2 separate regions of the Homo sapiens genome follow, and region 1 is linked to region 2. A link is a loop called in an ENCODE intact Hi-C map of the cell type or tissue named here. Cell type or tissue: endothelial cell of umbilical vein. All regions are shown on one strand. Links, peaks and the distances in the headings refer to the core of each region. The heading gives the core; the rest is flanking DNA.

Region 1 (2,906 bases), core at 105-2,604, 270 kb before region 2:
ATTTTTCTCAAATGCATTGTCTCACCTGCATTTCTTTCATAGTCACCGATGAATCGTTTGGTGAGGAACCGGACCACCAGTGCTGCACGTCAGAAAAAAGAACGTCAAAGTGTTAACCTTGGAAGTTAGATTGTTCTCCACCCCACCCCCTGCCTGGAAAACAGTTCTCCCAAAGAAAGCCATAGATGGCCACCAAGTGAAATTCCTACCCTGTAGCTCCTTGACCCTTCTTTCCAGACAAAAAGGAGGGGGCTAGAAGGCATCGTGAATTATGGCTCTGTGCAGCTGGAAGGCTCACTGGGCCCACCCCCTCCTCTGAGCCCGGCTGAGCCACACCTAAGCCTTCCAGTAGACCCATGTCTTCCTAACCTTCAAGACCTCCCAGGGGGGCTAGCTTCACTAACTCCCCTTTCTGTGCCAGGCATTGCCAGAGGCTCAAACACCCCAAAGTTCTGATGGCGGCGGTGCCGGTGGTCCCCAGAAAGCTGCCTGGCCATTCTTGATCCTTGTTTCCCCCGTCTGTGGAAGCAGGCGGGTGGCGTAGACAACGGCTAAGCCCACTCCCAAGGGGCAGCGGCTCCCTGCGCGGGGACGGAGAGCGGTCGGGCTGCAGCTCCCACCGCTCCCCACGCCTTGTTCAGCCTCAACTCCCGTCAGGGGTCGTCCAAGACCAGACCCAGGGCTAAGCGCGACGACTCACCGGTCTTGCCCACGCCGCTGGCGCCCACCACGGCGATCTTGACCAGGCGGCGGCCGGCGGCGCCCACACAGCAGTCGGAGGCCGCGGCGTTGCCCGGCGCGGGGTACTCGGCGATGGTGCACATGTTCTGAATGAGGCGCATCGCCTCGGCTGCGGCGCACCGCGCGGGAAGGGACTGAGGGACTGGAGAATGCTAGCGCTGCGCGGGAGCGGGCGGGAGGACCCGACTGCGGGGCTCCGCGGTAAGAAATAACAACAATAAATAAGTGCAGGTACGGGCGGGGTGGGGCCGAGCGCCGAGGTTCCGCAGGGCTCAGGCTCCAGACCCAGACTGCACTCGCGCGGCGCGCCGGCTGTTTTCTCCGCGGCCGGCCCCGCCCCCTCTCCCCACAGCCAATCCCGGGGCGCCCTACACGAGGCCCCGCCCCCGGCGCCGCTCCGCGCGCGCGACGCCCCCGGAGGCGCCTGGAGTCAGTGCGGAGCCCCGTGAGGCGCGGGGAGAAGAGGCAGCGGGCGGAGGGGAGCAGCGGGTGGTCCGAGGCGGCGCAGCCCAGGGTGGGCGCCTGGTAGGTCCTGCCGCGCGAGCATGGGGCAGCTGCTGTGGCTGCGGGGCCAGGAAGAGAGCGCAGCCTCCACAGAGCCATTCCGGACCGCTGCCTCCGCCGGCTCCACAGCCCACGCGCGCACTCGCTGCAGCCCCAACCTAGGGCGTCTGCTCTGGGCGGGCCGGGAGCGGTGTTTGCTCCCCGGCTTAGTGCCGCCCGCCCTGATTTGGAGCGATTGCACTGGCTTGGGTACATCCCAGCTCATAGATTCAGCTACAGTTGGCAATCATCCGCAAAGACTCCAGCCTAAGACCTTTAGACCCCCGTAAAATGTGACATTTGAAGCAAAAATATCATCCACGTTTTATCCTAGACCCACGTTCTCTGGCTCTTGTCGACGGCGCAAGCTAACGCAAACACACATGGTCGGACGCATGCACAGCACGCCTAGAAGCGGATCAAGAAGTAATTATAGAACAAGCTTTCCAGCGCCTCACTCAGTCACACCTCCTTCAAGAGCTGTGAAATGGAAAGAAAACAGTTACTCCAGCTGCGACGTCTGAAGGGGCCCCGCACTTCGTCCCTGGTCATAAGACACCGCAAGAGTTTAGTTAAGTGGCTTGATACCAAGGAAGAGGTGGGCCCTGCACTCCTAAAATCCCAAGCTCCGGCCCCTTACAGTCTCATCTGAGAAACACATCTTCAACGGCAGGCCAAATTCCTCCTGCGAGCAACATTCTGTAGCTGCAGCTGATGGCAAGATGTCACCAGCGGCTGATGGCAAAATGTCACCAGAGTCGCGGGTTAACCACCCCATCCGCTATCCAAGGCCCTCTCCCCGCTACCCTTTCAACCTTGTCCCAGAGGCTTTTATGTTGGGGTATGGCAACAAACTCTGTGGCTTTGTGTACCCACCCACATTAAAGGCTAAAATGTGAAATAAACCAGTGCCCTTATCCGCACATGTCAGTCATCTAATTTGACCCCCTCTTCCAGCCAGAACTTAATTGACCAGGTATTTGACAGAATTTTATGATCCTCAGCCAGTTCAGACTCTGAGATGAACCTCTTGTCTACAGAGGTTTAGGTGTTTGCAGGAATGCAAGGAGAAATAGAAAGGTAATCTCAAGGTAGCAAGTTTTCTAGGATGGGCCACGTAATTAGAAAGACACACAACCTTACAATAAACATAATAAAAGGCTGACTTCTAGGGAGATCACTAGAACGAAACAGCCATTTGAGTCAGAAAGAAAAAGCATTTCCAATATGCACCATGTCTTTCTGCATGGTTTAAATCAGACTTGAATGTCACTTCTATAAAATCAAACTTTGCAAGACTGTAATTACAGGTAACCATGTACTTTTAAAATCTTTCCCCTCCAAAAAGCCTGCTATTCTATCATGCTTACATGGTAAAATAATGATGTAGGCTAAAGTACTAGTTTAACATACACACACACACACACACACACACACACACACAGAGACATGACAAAAGCTGTCAAGGGGAATTTTGCTTTGAATCATTTAGTTTCTTGGGCTTGATTTTCATTACCATAAGCCCATACAAAACCCGTGATTTTTCTGTCTGCAACGCAAAGGCTTGATTTGGTGTTCTTATTTTAGATCTAAATGATCTGGCTATGCTTTAAAGAACACAG
Region 2 (2,906 bases), core at 199-2,698:
AAACAATGGAAAGTATATAATCTTAGCTACTTAAATCATAAGTAGTTCTGGGATACTAGGCTCTACTGTTCTATTTATTCCCCACAACATTTCCTAACATTTCCTAGGCATGAAAGATGACGCTGAAGACATGAGAAAAACAAGCATCCCCTGACAGCCAGGGGCTAGCCTGAGACAGCCGCCCTCTGATGTTGTCAGGAGGCATCCTGGCGTTCATCACTGGGCTGTGGTGTTTCTTGTTCCACGTAAATCGCACAGAACACCACCCTCAGACAAGGTCATGCCGTGACTGTGATGAAGTTAGACAAAAAACAAGACCACTTAATAATTATCCCAGCATAGACAAACACAAGGTCACTATGTAAACCACGAAATCACAAACTCTTCATCCGAGTGCCTGCTGCCCTTCACCAGTTCCCATTTTAGCTTTGCTCTCATCTGTGCTACATGAGATTTACTACCATCTCAATCAGATAATCTCCCCCACTTCCTGACAACACCCAATCCAAAGCACACCCCTATTCGTGGAACACTCCCACGAATGACCTAAGCAAGGCCTCCATCCTCAAAGTTCTTCTGACAGCTGCTTACTGAGATGCCCCACAGTCCCCCAGTGTGTGGTCTCCCAATGCACTGAGCATTTGTTCAACCACAGTTGTTTTCCTAATGGTCTGGCTGGAAAGTGCTAGACTGAGAAGTCATTTCCTGAGGTCTGCTGTTCTCATGAGGGCAAGGGGGAAAGGAGCGTCATACACACAAACAGGATGGCTACTGGTGTGCTGGCACCTCATTGATCTGCAGCAACTCGTCCTGCCCACGGGGTTGGTGGTTTTGGCCCAGACACCAAAGAAGGCTTCTTACAAGTAACTGGAGAAATCTAGACTTCAGTTTTTCCTAACCTGTAAAACAAGGTCAAAGCAGTTTTGTAATAAATAGAAATGCTGGAAAGCATGTAGTGTGATGGTGGGCATGCCCTGGTACAACTGACATGCTTTGCTCATTGTTCATAGTTCCTGGCACCTCCACACCTCCCCTTAGAGTCCCTCAGGCTCAGGTTTGTCTGTGTCTCGAGCCCTTGCTTTCCTGAGGGATCAGAACCCCTATTTGAGGCAGGGCCTTAAACCGAGGAGATGCGGACTGAGCTCCCTCTGTATGGAGGGTTCAATCAATTTCAGGAATTCCAATTTGCTCCAGCAGAGAAGGTCCAAGTTCTGTCTGGATCCTGTTATGTGTGCTGAAGAGCTTTCCAGAGTCATAGGGCTGGGGTGGGGAGGGGTCATCCTGGTGTGGACAGGGCATGTGGCAGTAGAGACGACTGAAGATGCAGGGACAGGGTCCAGTGCCCTCTAGTGGGAAGGGCCCCCCAGACACCTCCTGATTGTCCTCAAAAGAGCTGCTGCACAAGTCTTGCTCTTACTTTGTTTGCATTACTTGTCTATGTGTTTTGTTTTTTTTTTAAAAAAACACTCCCAAATGTGACAACAGTGATCTTGAATCCAAACCAAGGCTGAAATTAAACAAGCCCTTACCTTTCTGCAAGACGGGGCAATGGAACAAGAGATCATGAAAAGAGAGAAGAAGACGGGCTCCATGAAGACAGTGTCCTGTCCCTCTCTGAAGCTGGTGCCTAGAAAGGGTTGTCGAGTTAAAACAAATGCGTGACAAGGGGGTGTGGGGCTAACATGGAGAAATCTAAGAAGAAGAGAGGTGATTCTTACTCCTATTTAGCTTTTTAATGTTACAAAGCAGGAAAGGAAGGGTCAACCTAAAATAAAGGAGTCAGGATCCAATTAAAAGAGTTTAAGTGCAAAGATTGAGGGTAGCTGTCCAGGCACACCCGGATACCAGAGAATGATTATTAGTGCTCTCGGTGTGGGGATAAGTGAAGATTATTTATATAGGCAAAAACAGGTGTAGAACAGAATCACAACATTCTCCATACAAAGGCTAACACAGAGCTATAGGATTTGATTGGCTACTATTGATTACACTCCAAAGGATTACTTAACATCCAATTGTAAAGAGGTGAAAATCATGAGGGTCTCCATCTCATTTAGCTTAGGTTTGCATAAAGATTAGGGAGTCTCGTTAATGTATAACATCTCAACACAAAGGTCAAGAAGCAACGGTCATTCACCAGAGAAGAAAAACAACTGTGACTCAGTTTCCAGGGCTTAACTTTTGCCCTTGGCATAATAAATAGGGAAGGTCCTGAAATTTTCTTTTCACGGAAGAACAAAGAAGAAGAAGAAAGGAAAGAAAATGGAATATTTGAGAAATCGATGTAAGGGTTTAAATAAAAGATCTGAAAGCCACTTTCTGATTTTCGGAGGTACAAGAAAAGAACCTCATGGCAAGCCAACTAAAGTGGCAAAGCATAATTTTAATCCTTATAGTCCTCCCCTACCTGAGAACAAATATCCTATTTTATTTCTGCTATTCAAGTTTTGGTTACAATTTTTTGTAAGTTTTGATTTTTGTAGGCAAAAACTGTGAGACCTCTCAAAAGTGATATGGGATAGGAACTCATTTACTGTTTTAGAATTTCTGGAAAATAGTTTTGCATTTTGAAGCTTTCCTGCTTTAATTTTGCTAGAGGCATTTATTTGTAATTATGTCAGCTGATCCCAGACTATAAGCTACATAATAGAACTTTAATTACATTAGGTACAGGATTTTTTTCTCTTCTCCATTTACATATATGGAGGAATGAAGTATTGGACAGAAAGTCGGCTGGGCATGGTGGCTCACGCTTGTAATCCCAGGACTTTGGGAGGCCAAGGCAGGCAGATCGCTTAAGCCCAGGAGTTTGAGACCAGCCTGGGCAACATGGTTAAACCTCCATCTCTACAAAAATTAGAAAAATTAGCCAGGCTTCCTGGCATGCACCTGAAGTTCCAGCTATT

What was found. Hi-C counts contacts between places; a loop is a spot of excess contacts. Peaks named below come from ENCODE experiments on the same cell type or tissue, not always from the same donor. Only the 100,000 strongest peaks of a DNase experiment are listed, where the experiment ranks them.
Region 1: a loop joins it to region 2, with 5 times the contacts of the local background. A loop is called at or near these places in 2 of 110 quality-filtered maps.

What each region holds. Positions count from the first base shown.
Region 1 is chr4:52,860,444-52,863,349 of GRCh38, reverse strand. It overlaps RASL11B (RAS like family 11 member B), which reads right to left and starts at 1,033. Exons shown (of 4, transcript NM_023940.3): 1 at 701-1,033; 2 at 26-82. The coding sequence starts at 842. It overlaps LOC124900700 (a long non-coding RNA gene), which reads left to right and starts at 1,145. Exons shown (of 2, transcript XR_007058115.1): 1 at 1,145-1,266; 2 at 1,619-2,201. RefSeq lists silencers at 714-1,008, 980-1,469. In endothelial cell of umbilical vein, for the core only: no CTCF peak of the experiment used is centred there; a DNase peak (open chromatin) is centred at 1,109; H3K4me3 peaks cover 1,471 bases; H3K27me3 peaks cover 983 bases.
Region 2 is chr4:52,586,723-52,589,628 of GRCh38, reverse strand. No RefSeq gene overlaps it. Among named protein-coding and RNA genes, the nearest start is that of USP46, 71 kb to the left of the region's middle. In endothelial cell of umbilical vein, for the core only: a CTCF peak has its summit at 1,355 (motif pointing left); DNase peaks (open chromatin) are centred at 718 and 1,338; H3K27ac peaks cover 1,302 bases.